Linked DNA regions of Mus musculus: region 1 is linked to region 2. The links are chromatin contacts, found by Hi-C or POLR2A ChIA-PET in ENCODE. All regions are on one chromosome and are shown on one strand. The core of a region is the stretch at or near the end of the contact, and the rest is flanking DNA. Distances in the headings are between cores, read along the strand shown. Region 1 has its middle 11 kb from the start of Gm32068. Region 2 has its middle 8.2 kb from the start of Gm41110.

Evidence for each region. Hi-C counts contacts between places; a loop is a spot of excess contacts on that map. ChIA-PET counts read pairs that join two places held with the same protein, here RNA polymerase II (POLR2A).
Region 1: a map of left cerebral cortex shows a loop between it and region 2 (2.1-fold over the local background). The contact joins two enhancer-like sites. A Hi-C loop is called at or near these places in 1 of 37 maps with a recorded cell type or tissue (left cerebral cortex). POLR2A ChIA-PET finds 5 or more read pairs at or near these places in 1 of 5 experiments (Patski).

The regions. Positions count from the first base shown.
Region 1 is chr14:24,936,582-24,942,764 of GRCm38, forward strand. No RefSeq gene overlaps it. Among named protein-coding and RNA genes, the nearest start is that of Gm32068, 11 kb to the right of the region's middle. Within about 2 kb of position 3,155, at least 2 of the 3 ENCODE cell types and tissues checked have a DNase peak (open chromatin) inside an H3K27ac peak, as active enhancers do.
Region 2 is chr14:24,895,692-24,902,623 of GRCm38, forward strand. No RefSeq gene overlaps it. Among named protein-coding and RNA genes, the nearest start is that of Gm41110, 8.2 kb to the left of the region's middle. Within about 2 kb of position 4,805, at least 1 of the 3 ENCODE cell types and tissues checked has a DNase peak (open chromatin) inside an H3K27ac peak, as active enhancers do.

The sequences.
Region 1 (6,183 bases), core at 1,905-4,404, 39 kb after region 2:
GTGTGTGCCTACTTGTCAGTATGTGCAGCACATGTGTGCAGGTACCTACAGAGGCCAGGAGAGTTCATCAGATCTTTTTATTGGAGGGTTTTTTTTTTTCAGACTTAGATATTGGCTCTGTGGTGATCTTTATTATCAAGCTGGAAGAATGTGTTCTTATTGTTAACTACTGCAGTGTGCTTAAGCCACCCTTGAATTCCTGGAAAGATGCTTGCTCTGTTCTACCATATCCTTAAAATGGGCTGTTAGATTTTATTGCACAGAGATTTTCTTTTGCACCAAATTTTGTAAATAAACCTGACTTGGCATCTGTTTGTTTTGTGCCACCTCTATCAAGTGTTAACCATCCTTGCTTATGTTGGTCCTAATGGGCCGATCCTCCAGTCCTCCTGGAACGACTGAAATAGTAGTAGGATTATCTTCTGCCTGAGATGACATGGCTTATGATGCTCTCACTAAGAATACTGAAAATGACTGTGCAGTACAGAGATCATTTTTGAGTATGCTGACATTGAGATAGCCAAAGCTAGCAAGGCTAAGTCTCAGGAGAAGGTGGCATCACTTGAAAAAAAAAAAGCATACTCCGTTTACTCCCTTTTGGAGTGGGGAACTTTTCTGTGTGAAGAGGAGGCTGGTGATCCAGGCTTTGTAGAGGCAGACAGAGACTGCTTAGAGCAAAGAAACCAAGAGATCTCTCAGGTTTGAGGGGAAAGCATACCATAAGGCCAATTCTTTCACCAGCCAGTTTACTGGATTTAATGAAGTGACACCTGAGAAGAAAACTTGTTTACAGGGGGACAGAAAGACTTTGTCTGCCCCATGGGAAGAGCATCGTTCTAGCTTGCTTTCTGTTGCAGTGATAATACACTAACGGGAAACAAGGCAGGGAAGAAAGAGCTCATCTCATCTTTCACAATATGGTCCATCATTGAGGGAAACCAGGGCAGGAACTCAAGGCAGAAACCTGGAGGCAAAACTGAAGCACAAACCATGGAGGAGTGCTGCTTAGAGGCTTTCTCCCTCTGGCTTCCTTAGCTACTCCTCTTATACAGCCCTTGGTTGCCTGCCTAGGGATGGCACCGCCCACAGGGAGCTGGTCCCTCCCATTTCCATTATCAATTAAGAAAATGTCCTAAAAACAAGCTCACGGGCCAATCCAATAGAAATATTCCTCAATGGAGATTCCCTCTCTGAAAGTGTGTCTAGGTTTTTGTCATGTTGACAATAAAAACTATCCAGCAGAGACAAAAATGTGATGTTGACATCACAAGTAGCTCTCAGTAATAGAGTATGGTGAGATAAAAGAACACATTTGTACTCCCCCCCTGTTCCTGGCACAGGATCTTTAACACCATCAGACTCTCCCAAATGACAGGAGTGACTTCTGCATACTGGTGAGGTGACTGGTGGCCTCTAGACCATTCCAGGATGGGGTCTGGTCAAGAACCAGGTCTTGGCTCCAGAATGGGGACATTCAGATCTCCTGGAATCAGGGAGAGAATGGAGTTCACTCATTCATCCACTCACAGTGATGGCTAATCCATTGGGTCTATGCAGTGGAGTCTACTTAGTGCAGCTAGACGACAGGGCTTGGACTACTCCTAGTTGCAGGGATGTGGGAGGATTGCATTCTCAGAGCAGGCATCGGAGTTCCAGACTGATCTTTCTTCATTCACAGCCTTCCCTAGACATCTCTTCCAATTTCTCTATCTGCTTCCAAGTTGTAGATCTGATGGCGTACTTGCAAACGTTAACAGAGTGTTGCCCTGAGATCTGGGGTCATCCTCATGAATGCTGAAGCTGAGTAGGATGTAGTTATGTGGATCCCTGCATTTATAGCTGGACTATCAGAAGTACCCACAGGCTAGAACTCGACAATAGTGTTTAAAGTCAGGACTGCCATGAAGGATTGACCCCTTTTGCAAACCTCTAGCTCCAAAAAATATTTACAATTCATAACTAGCAAAATCACAGTTATGAAATAGCAATAAAAAAATTTTATGGTTGGAGGATCACCTCAACATAAGGAACTGTATTAAAGTGTCACAGCATTGAGAAGCACTGGCCTAGACTGTCTACACTGCCCTATAGTCATCGGTGTCAGAAACAGATTGAATCGCTGTGTGTCAGAGTGGCATTAGGGAGCCAGAAAACTAGTGCTAGAAAAAAAAATTTACCTGATTGGTGTGATAAAGAAAGCAGGACTCGCTATCTAAAGAAGGGAAAACACACAGGCTACACCATACCCCAGTGGAAAATTCAGCTTTACCCTGTAGGAGCAGGTCGCTACTGTTCTGCCAGTTGGTGGAAGATGGAGTGAATTTCTCAGGAGAAACTAATCCATTGTGCAAGGAGAAAGAAAAACAAAAACTAGGTACCCTTAGGGAGAGCTCTTGTGATTGACAGGGCCATGAGCTGAGCCTGTGGGACCATGGCCATGGCTGTGCTGTAAGCTGGCTGCTGCTGGGTCCAAGCTAGATATTGACCACCAGTCTCCTTCTAAAAGTGAACGCTGGGATGCTTTTCTGAGTTTCATTTGTGGCAAACTAGAGTACCATCATTCACCCCAGGCCCTTGCTGAAGCTGAAGACCTCTTGGTGTGAGAGAAGAGACAAGTGTGGGAGAACCATGGAGGATGGGAGGAGGGAGGAGGGAGGAGGGAGGGCTTTGGGAACTAGAGGAGCTATGGCGTGTATTCAGTTTCCTTCTTGTTCACTACATATGCCAGTCGGGTGCTGCTGAGGCTTCTGACCCATAAACTTCAACAACAGGAATGGAAAGGAGAGAGAGAGAACGAGCAAGAGAGAGAGAGAGAGAGAGAGAGAGAGAGAGAGAGAGAGAGAGAGAGGAAACCTATTACCCATAACTAAAGGACCAGATCCAGGGCACCCTAAGGACAGAAACTATTCGTAGTGATATCCGCACTACTCCAGCTGAGCACTGGCAGAAACCCTCACCTGCACACACACACACAGACACACAGTTTTACAGACTGGAGCCAGGAACTGGCCTTCCACTGGCCCTCATGTCTCCCTCTGCTTCACGGGCTCAGAAAGGGCTCTGCTCCCTCATCGGAGCGATGCCAAATGGGGAGGAATAGAGAGACCTTTCATCTCCCCCCAGCGGAACTAGGCACTGCTCCAATTTCTGTGCCAAGACAGCGTTGGCTGGGTTGAGTGGGGAGCTGCTCTTTAATTCCTTTCCCAGAGGAAACAGTCTGCGTGCCAGTGCCCCCATGGTTGTATCAGTGGCCTCCAGTAGGGAGCTGAGGGTACACTCAGGAAGCCAGGAAAGGGCCTTCTAAGAGGAAAGAGTCCAGGCCCTTTTCCCTTCTTACTCTGGAATCAGTGGGTCCGTTAGAGGAGCTGCACTTCTACCTCCTGATCACCACACAGGAGCATAGATGGTGGGAAGCAAGACTATGACCCTTTCAGTCCCTGGTGTCAGCTCTGTGCTGTGTGAGCTTCCTCCCCAGCAACAAAGCCAGTGAGTCAGCCCTTTACTTTAGCCTCCTTAGTGACAGTGGCCCCTGCTGGAAGCTGAATACAGGGACTCCTCCAGCTCTCCATCATGTCTTTTAAAATGGACAGCTTGGTTTCTTTTAACAGAGAAGAGAATCAAATAGAATTGAGTTTCATGACATCATGTGTAAAGTGCCAAGGCTATAGCAATAACAAAACTAGGTCCTATTGCAAGCAGGAGAACATGCTGAGTAACGATGATAACCAGCAGGAAAATGATTCAAATATCGGAAGGATCTGCCAAGGACTTTAAGGCAGTCATTGTGAAAGTTCATCAATAAGTAATTATGAATTCTCTTCAAGCAAATGAAAAGGGTATCTCAGTAAAGAAACAGAAACTGAAAAGCAAGAAAAATGGATGTTGTAGAGAATGCAATAACAAACAAATAAAATTTATCTGAATGGACTTAAAAGCAGAGCAAAGATGAAGAAGGGCAGAAATAATTACGGAGCTAGAGGGCAGATGGACAGAACATACACAATTTGGTCAACAGGTTAAATAGACAAAACTAGGAAGTCTTAGGGACCTAGCTGACCACATCAGAAGATATGTCTTACTGAAATTATAGAAATGAAGATCTGTAAAGGCTTACTGATCTAAATTTAGCAGGAGAAACCAGATTCAGGAGGTAGAATCTCATACAAACCCAAGAAAATCCATGACCAAGTACAACACATTTATAGTTCTGAAAACTACAAAAACCCACCTGAAAGAAACAACACAGAAAGATGTTCCCTTCATGTTGATTACTTTATTCTAAAGGTCCAGCTTGAAATGGCCTCATTGTGAGTAGCATGCAGAGGCTGGGGTGCAGGAGAGAACGAACATTTCAGTACTTATATAAATCCGAGTAGGCCATGGGTCAATTCTCAAGGACAATTTAAAGACCTCTTGTGGAGCGAACAGGAAATAGAGCAGAAAACAGACATGAGCAGCAAGAACCATGGTGGGAGGAGCTCAGTAGGAGCCGTGGTGGGAGGAGTTCTATTTTTTTGGTGGTGGGGGTGGGGGGTCGAGACAGGGTTTCTCTGTACAGACAGCCCTGGCTGTCCTGGAACTCACTCTGTAGACCAGGCTGCCTTCAAACTCAGAAACCTGCCTACCTCTGCCTCCCAACTGCTGGGATTAAAGGCGTGCGCCACCACTGCTTGGCTAGAACGCTGTTGTTATGAAAGAGGAAGGCTTCCAACCAGTTGCCCAATGTCTCACCCAGATGAAGCAGAAAAGCAAAGAGATCCAACCCAAAGTAAGCAGAATAAAGAAGTAACAGAGATGGGATCTGAAATCAATAAGATTGGAAGTGGGAAAACAGAAAAAAAAAAAAAACTTTAATGGAACAGTAACAACAACAACAGGGTTTTTTTTTTCCCAAAAAATAATATTAAAAGTCTGAAACCTCAACCTAGGCTGAAAAATAGAAAAATAGAAAAAAATAACTGATATAAAAAATAAAAAGATATGATCACAACAGATATAATTTTATTAACATTAACAGATATAATTTTATTAGCATACAGGAGTACCAGGAATAAATTTGTATAACTCTGTCAACTTACAATTTTTTTCTGAAGTCACAAACTATTAAACTAAGCCAAGAAGAAATATAGAACTCAAATAGTCCTGAGACTGTTGAAAATTGTATGTATAACATAAAGATCTTAAAGAAATCTCCAAGTTTAATAATGTGTTGATTAGCTTTACCAAGTATTTGAGGAAGAATTCACAGCAATTCTGCAAAAATCTTTTCCTATAAATAAGAGGAGACACAACTCAATTAATCTTGTCAGACTAATATTATCCAAGTATCATTTGTATTTTTTTAAAAAACTACATAGAGCAGTATCTCTCATGAACTGAGACCTCAGTACTAACAGTACAATATTTGCAAGTAAAATCTTTAAAGACATAAATAATTATTATTAAATAATATTCACTCCAGGCATACAAGTTTGGTTCAATATTTGGAGACTGACATTTAATATAAACTACCATATTAACAGATTGTCTTAGTCGGGGCTTCTATTCCTGCACAAACATCATGACCAAGAAGTAAGTTGGGGAGGAAAGGGTTTATTCAGCTTACACTTCCACATTGCTGTTCATTACCAAAGGAAGCCAGGACTGGAACTCAGGCAGGGCAGGAAGCAAGAGCGGATGCAGAGGTCATGGAGGGATGTTTCTTACTGGCTTGCTTCCCCTGGCTTGCTCAGCCTGCTTTCTTATAGAACCCAAGACTACCAGCCCATGGATGGCACCACCCACAATGGGCCCTTCCACCCTTCATCACTAATTGAGAAAATGCCTTACAGCTGGATCTCATGGAGGCATTTCCTCAACTGAAACTCCTTTCTCTGTTGTAACTCCAACTTGTGTCAAGTTGACACACAAAACCAGCCAGTACACAGACTCAAAAGTAAAATCAGAATTTTATACAAACAGGCAAAGCCGTTGGTTAAAAACCGAACACCCATTCATGTTAAGCACTGTTAGTAAACTGGGAACAGAACACTTCCTCACCTCAATAAAGAACATCTGCAGAACCCTACACTAGAGCCAGCTGACAGCACAGCCTCTACCGCTTCTCCACCTCTGGAAGCAAGGCAAAGCTGCTTGGGTTCTAACACTCTCACTCAATGTATTGTTGGAAATGTGTCCTTTGTA
Region 2 (6,932 bases), core at 3,555-6,054:
CAGAGCCCACGGTTAGTTAGCCTAGCACAGCAGGTGTGTGTGTGGTGTGGTGTGGAGTGGGTGTTGGTGTGGTGTGGAGTGAGTGTTGGTGCTGATCAGTACAACCTCAGTCTTGTGCTGTCTTTTCATCCAAATGAAGCCATGGGTGATAGCAGGCGGAAGGTTCTGTGTCCAAAAAGGAGGTTCTGTGATGGGAAATGAAGAAAAGAGACTTTTTTCTACACTCAGATGACATCATTAGCATCACAGTTGGCATGGTGACTTTGGAAGGAAGCTAGTTTCTGCCTGGGGACAGGGCATAGTATAGAGGAGGGTGTGTCACTTACTTTACAGTCACTGAATGTGTGCCAGGGACTTGGGGCTGGCCAATTCTTGGTGTGCCTGAGGTCTCATCAGATGAGATGGACAACCAACATGTGAACAGAGGAGAAACATGGAGAATTTTCACACGGAGCTTGCAATAAAAACTACAACAGAAATGCTAGTAAGTGACCCTGGGCGATGTGGGACAAGAACTGCGTTAGGAAAGAACAAGGCAGGGACCGGTATGCAACACCTCTCTGATTGTACAAATCCCAGAAACCAATATTCCAAGTGTTATGGGAAGGTGAAGAGAAGCCAAGGAGAAGCAGCTGGGCCTGGCTCAGCTGCTGGTGCTCCATCCAGCTCTGGCTAGAACTGGTCATGGAAAAGTCAGGGTTGTACAGGGTAGGCACCATGGGCTGGTGTGTATTCCCTCTTCAGGTACAAGTGACTAGCCCAGGCCTGCTTAGAAGGTATTAGAATGTGTCTAAGAGTGGCCAGAGGCTGTGAGGTCCCAGATATGCTTCTGGTGGGTAAAGGGGAGCAGAACAGAACAGAAGTGATAAAACACAGGCCGTGCATTGCTGAGGGCACCCCTTCTCCACACCCCAGGAATTTGATGGCATTGTGGAAGTCACCACAGCCCTGGAAGTACTGATGTAAGAGCAAGAAGTTCCAAGCAAATCCCCGTGAAGATGTCAATGCCATTCTTCACAGAACTAGAAAAGGAAGTCCTAAAATTCACGTAGAAGTCCAATGAACTCCAAATAACCTAGCCAATGCTGAGCAGAGAGAACAATGCTTATGGCATTACAATATCTGATCTCAAACTATACTATGGAGCCACAGTAACAAAACCAGCACAGTGCTAGCGCAGCACCAGACACACAGAGCAATGGAGCTGAAGTAGGCCCCGGGTGGGGGAGTGTGTGCCAACATGTACGTTAGGGAAAAGACAGCCTTGTTAACAAATGGTGCTGGGGAAAGTTGGATATACACATGGAAGAAAATGAAACTATATCTGTATCTCTCTCCCAACCCCCTCCTCTCTCTCACACACACACACACACACAACTTCAAATGGATCAAAAGGGCTGAGCTGTAGATCAATGGTAGAATGCTTCCCTAGCCCATGCAAGATTCTGGTTCAATCCCCAGTGTGCTACAACAAGAAGAAAAGAATAAAGAGGAGGAGGAAGAAGATTAGAAGTTGTCAAGGAGGAGGAGAAGGAGTGGAAAATGAGGAGAAGAAGGAAGAGAAGGAGGAAGGGGAGAGAAGAAAAATAGATCAGCGGTCCTAAAGTAAGACTTGAAATTAAAAAAAAAAAACATAAAGGAACCACTTCAGTATCTATGCACAGGCAACCACTCTCTGAATAGGACAGCAACCATGCAGTAAATAACAGCAAGAATTGACAAATGGGCTAATTAAACCCATTCCCACCAGCCTTGTATTAAGGCTCCCTTTTCAGTGTATCCAGACAAGCATTTGTCTTCATTGCTTTCTCTTAGTGATAACCAATCTGACAGGTGTGAGAGGGAATCTCAATGCAGTTTTGACTTACATTTCCCTCATGGCTAAGGGTGTTGAGTACTTTTTTGAGTATATGATTTTTGTATACTTATTAGCCATTTTGTACTTCAGCATTGGTAGGGAGGTTCCTCAAGACAAAACAAAACAAAACTGAAAATCAAACTGCTTGGTAATGTGAAAATCTTATAGCTTTTCTTCTCTGCAGGGTGTATATCTCTGGCCCATGAAGGAGAGTGAACACGGACCTCAAAGAGTGAGCAAAGCCAGGATTATTAAACAAAAGGGAAAGTCCTTAATGGATGGTAGAGGGTTGCTCGGTGGGTTGCCCGTGAAGATGCTCTTTCAGGATTTTGTTTTGCTCCTTTATACGCTTAGGTGGATTCTGATTGGCTGGTGTGTACATATGCAAAGTAGATGAAAATTAAAGACCAAAACCGAGTCAGAGGCTGCTCAGACTGGGAGGGTTCTGTTAGGACCATTATCTGTTCTCAGTTCTTTTGATGAGGAAGCTAAGGACATGATAAGAGGATATAGCTTATGCCCCTTCCCCATTCTCTGATCACAGTTGGGGGCCTTCCTATGTCCATTAGAACTGTCATGTGATCCTAAGCTGCGATGCTGCTTCTGAGAAAACATCCAAAGGACTCTCAAGTCGCTGTACTGTGGGGACACCTACATAGCCATGCTGACTGGGGCTCTAGTCACAGCAGCCGGGTTGTACAGTCAGCCTTAGGTACCTATCAATGGATGATAGAGCAAATGTGGCCTTTTGCAGGAAAAGGCACAGAGCTGTGGCTTATCCTGTGCAGAGAATGAAAGCAGATTACAAGCACAACATCACAAATTGTCTCTCAAGTGTGGAACTTAGGGGAAATTGATGGACATAAGAATGAAGTGGGGACACTAGGCATGTGTGGGGGACAGGCGGGTGGGGTGAGAACAGGGTGCAGAGGTGGTGAGAAATACAGTATTTATGCAATTGATGTATGCTAATAATAAAAAGAAATGTTCCAGAACAAAATCAAGAAAGGAAAGGAGGGAGGGAGGGAGGGAGGGAGGGAGGGAGGGAGGGAGGGAGGGAGGGAGGGAGGGAGGGAAACAGAATTTCTTACTTGGGTAAGAAACACTGCTGAAAGATTATCCTGATGAACACCAGGTCCTGGCGGAGAAGGTGACATGGTTGTCCTCCCGATGCCTTTTGCTCCTTTCTTTTCTTTTCTTTTCTTTTCTTTTCTTTTCTTTTCTTTTCTTTTCTTTCCTTTCCTTTCCTTTCCTTTCCTTTCCTTTCCTTTTCTTTTCTTTTCTTTTCTTTTCTTTTCTTTTTCCTTTAGGACTTTTTTTTTTAGTTTTTATTGGTTATTTTATTTATTTCCATTTAAAATGTTATCCCCCTTCCTGGTTTCCTCTCCGCCCCTATCCACCCCGTTTCTATGAGGGTGCTCCCTCACCCACCCACCCACTCCCGCCTCACCACCCTAACATTCCCCTACATTGAGGCATCAAGCCTTCACAGGACCCAGGGCCTCCCTTCCCATTACTCATTTCTTAATAAAAGCCTATTCCGATGTACACCATTCATGGGCTTCAAGCGAGTCAGCCACCAGTCCCAGCTTCATCTCTCTGTCAATCCAAGTTCTTATAAATCATGACCTCTCTACAGTAGACGTTCCCAACCTTATTGCCAGAACTATGTTTCTCTCTTTCACCACCACTACCACCACCATCATCAGGACTACCACCACCATCATCAGGACCACCATCACCGTCACCGTCATCGTCATGTCCTTCTCCTCCTCCTCATCATCATCATAGTTATTTGCAGAGCTCGGGGTTGAAAGGAGAGCCTCGTACATGCTGACCAAGCACTCATACTGAGCTGTACCCTCAGAAGTTCTCACTATGTAGCCAAGGCTAGCTTTAAACTCCTAATTCCCCAGCTTCTCCCTCTAAAATATTAGAATGCTGGGTAGACACCACCATGACCAACATTATTTTCTTTTGCAGTGCCCCAACACTTCTCAGAGCTAGACCCAAATCACTTAGGGAACATTTGTGCCTCAGTAACTTGTGAGACAACTGAAAAAGCAATGTACACAGACTGTAAGAAAACAGGAATTTAAATTACATTCCCTTTAAATTATAGACAAGCAAGTGGCACATCTATTTATGCTTTTTTTGTATTTTATTTTTGTTTGTTATTGTTGTTGCTGTTGCTGCTACTGCTGTTGGTGGTGTGTGTGTGTACATGCACGCACGCATGCACACACGCATGTGCATGTTCATGCATGGCTGGTGTGTAGAGGTCAGAGGATAACTTGAGTTATTTCTTATCTTCCACTCTTGCTCAGTCTGTCTTCTTATCAACCCAGGGCCGTCTGCCCAGGGGTTGCACTGCCCACAGTGGGCTGGGTCCTCCCACATCAGCCACTAATCAAGAAAATGCTCCATGGGGTTGCCGACAGGCCAATCTGATGCAGACATTCTCTCCACTAAGGTTACCTCTTCCCAACTGACCTAGCTTGTGCCAAGTTGACAGAAAACTAAACAGCAATTAGAGCGGCCAGAGAAGAATCTCTCAAAGTTGGGGCATCCTCAAAGGTCTCTAGTAAGATGGAAGATGGATAGCGTGAAGTCCCTTGAGCAAGTAGTTAGTGTCGCTTCAGTCCTGAGTTCTAGCCCCGTGAGCCCCCTTCCACAAACTGCTTTAGGCAGCAGTATGGCTAATAAAATATGGAGAGAGGTCTCTGGTTGGATCGCTGAGAAATGTCTCCCTCAAGCTACAGAAGTTCTGGTGCTGGCAGCTCCGGAGACTGTGACGGCACCCAGAACTGCAGCTGCCATTTTGACTCCGGCGAGGAAACAATTCAGACTACAGAGGGGGAAAAATGTAAGGTAGCTGGCTTCAGTGACATGCTTGAACACTGAGTCCTGGAAGTACCCATCTCTGGACTTCCTACTGTGGGAGCTGATACCTTTCCAGAACTTTCAAGCCCTGGAAATCTGGGTTTCCTGTTGACCACTACTCACCAGTCTCCTTCCGGGTAATCCAACAATGTACATTTAGGAAACAATTCTTTTTATTCAGAGTCTCTGAGGAAGCCCATGATTCTTGGCTCACCCTGGATCGGTGCAGTTTGCCAAATTCCCTTCTCTGAGGAAACCTTTTTTTTTTTCCATAGAACCCAATTATATCTCACAGAACACACGTGTGCCAAAAACCACACTTCTGAAAAGCTGCCTTACATCCCGTCTCAGCGGCCCCCAGCCCCCACCGGCCTGCAGAAGCCTGTGCACACAGACTCCCACCTCAGCACAGAGCCCACATGTGTTTCTGCTCAGTGGGGGAGACTAAACGGAGCCAGATGTACCTGGGCAGCCCACAGCAGAAGCAATGATTTAACATCCTAGGTATGTGGGGATTAGCTTGCCTCAGAGCTCCCATGGAGGGGAGGGCCTTGCTTGCTGGCCTGCTAATGGATTCAGCAGAGATGCCTCACAGGCCGGACACAGCGTGTGGCATGTTTTGTGTAACATGGAGTATGCACGACACGTTCTGCCCATGACTATGCTGGTGTATATGCCTGTAGTGGTGCGCAGTGGAGCTGCATCTGCAAGCACTGTGCGTATGACAGCTGTGGCCATGATGGCTGTGCTGTGACTGAGACGTTTTGATGAGTCTGTCCGTGGTAACTGTATTTTGTTCCTGGGATGACCACCACTGCCTTTCCATGGCTCCTGGAACAGGACCTGCTTTTTCCACTGAGGAGCCCTCTGGGAAGCTTCCCATCTGCCTTGTTCTTTCTTAGCCCCGCCTGAGGATCCCCGACCCCACTGGGTTGTGTTTTTGTTTTTGTTTGTTTGTTTTTACTGCATGACCAGCCATTTATGCAAGACCATGGTCATCCCTCCCAAACTGGAGCTCAGAGACCACTCAACACATGATTTCCAAATGGCATCCTTTGGGGTTCTTTGGTGTTTGCAATGTACTTGAGCCAGGCTTGTGTAGGGATGAAGAAGGCCAAGGCCCCTGTCTTAATCAGACCATGCTAGCCCTTGTTTATTCTCTCTATCCAGGAAAACCAGTTAAGCTACTGACTGGCTGTCCTGTATCTTACCACAGATGAGGTCTTTTCCCTCGGAATGTTCTAGAATCCCTGGAGAGTCGTGGGCCAATGGAGGGGGTCAGGCCAGGCAAGGGGAGATACAGCCCACAAAGTCAGCTCTTTATTCTCCCAGTTGGCTTTGCCTGGTGTGACCCAGGAAAAGGGGGCCTGCCCTGTGTGTCTGCCATGCAGTCGGGCAGCCACAGACAGCATGCTTTTCAAATTCTGGGCCCCTGGCAAGGAAGCAGGAGGCAGGCAAGAGCTGAGTACAACCTCGGAGGTAGCCTGGGTTTTATTTGCTCAGCTGTGGTCAAAGGCCAATGCTGGCCACCCACACCGGGCTCGGCAATTTCACCTGAGGACAACTGTACTTTTAACTCCCGAGGTCCTGTGATGCCAAGGGTATGGATTGGCATAGGTCCGGCAGTAGGTGCTTCTAGGGACTCCCTTAGGCACAGTGGACACATGCCTGTGGCCCGATACTCTTGGCACCCACCAAAACATAATGGTTTTATTTCTCTTAAAATGAAAAGAAGCAAATTAATTTTTGGATCAAGTCTTTTAGTAGAGCATGTTTTTCATCTCTGCCCTTATACATTTGTAAAATAATGTTACTGTGTTGTAGCAACTCCATATCTGTAGAGGAAGGCCTGTGCTTTAGAAATGTATCACTAAAATCAGGATAAAGGCATGAGGTACCCTGAGGCTGTGACAGGGAACATCGGGGTTTTATCAGCTTGGATGCTGTAACAGTGCCACCAAACAGGTTGTGTGGCTAGGAGCTGTTAAACAATGCAAACTTGTTCCATCGGCTCACCACCCTTGAGGAGCCCAATAGGGTGTCAGAAGGGGTGGTTGCTTCTCTCTCTCTCTCTCTCTCTCTCTCTCTCTCTCTCTCTCTCTCTCTCTCCCTCTCTCTCCCTCCTTCCCTCCCTCCCTCCCTCCCTCCCTCCCTCTGTATGTCTATGAGTGTGTATCTCTGTCTATGTATT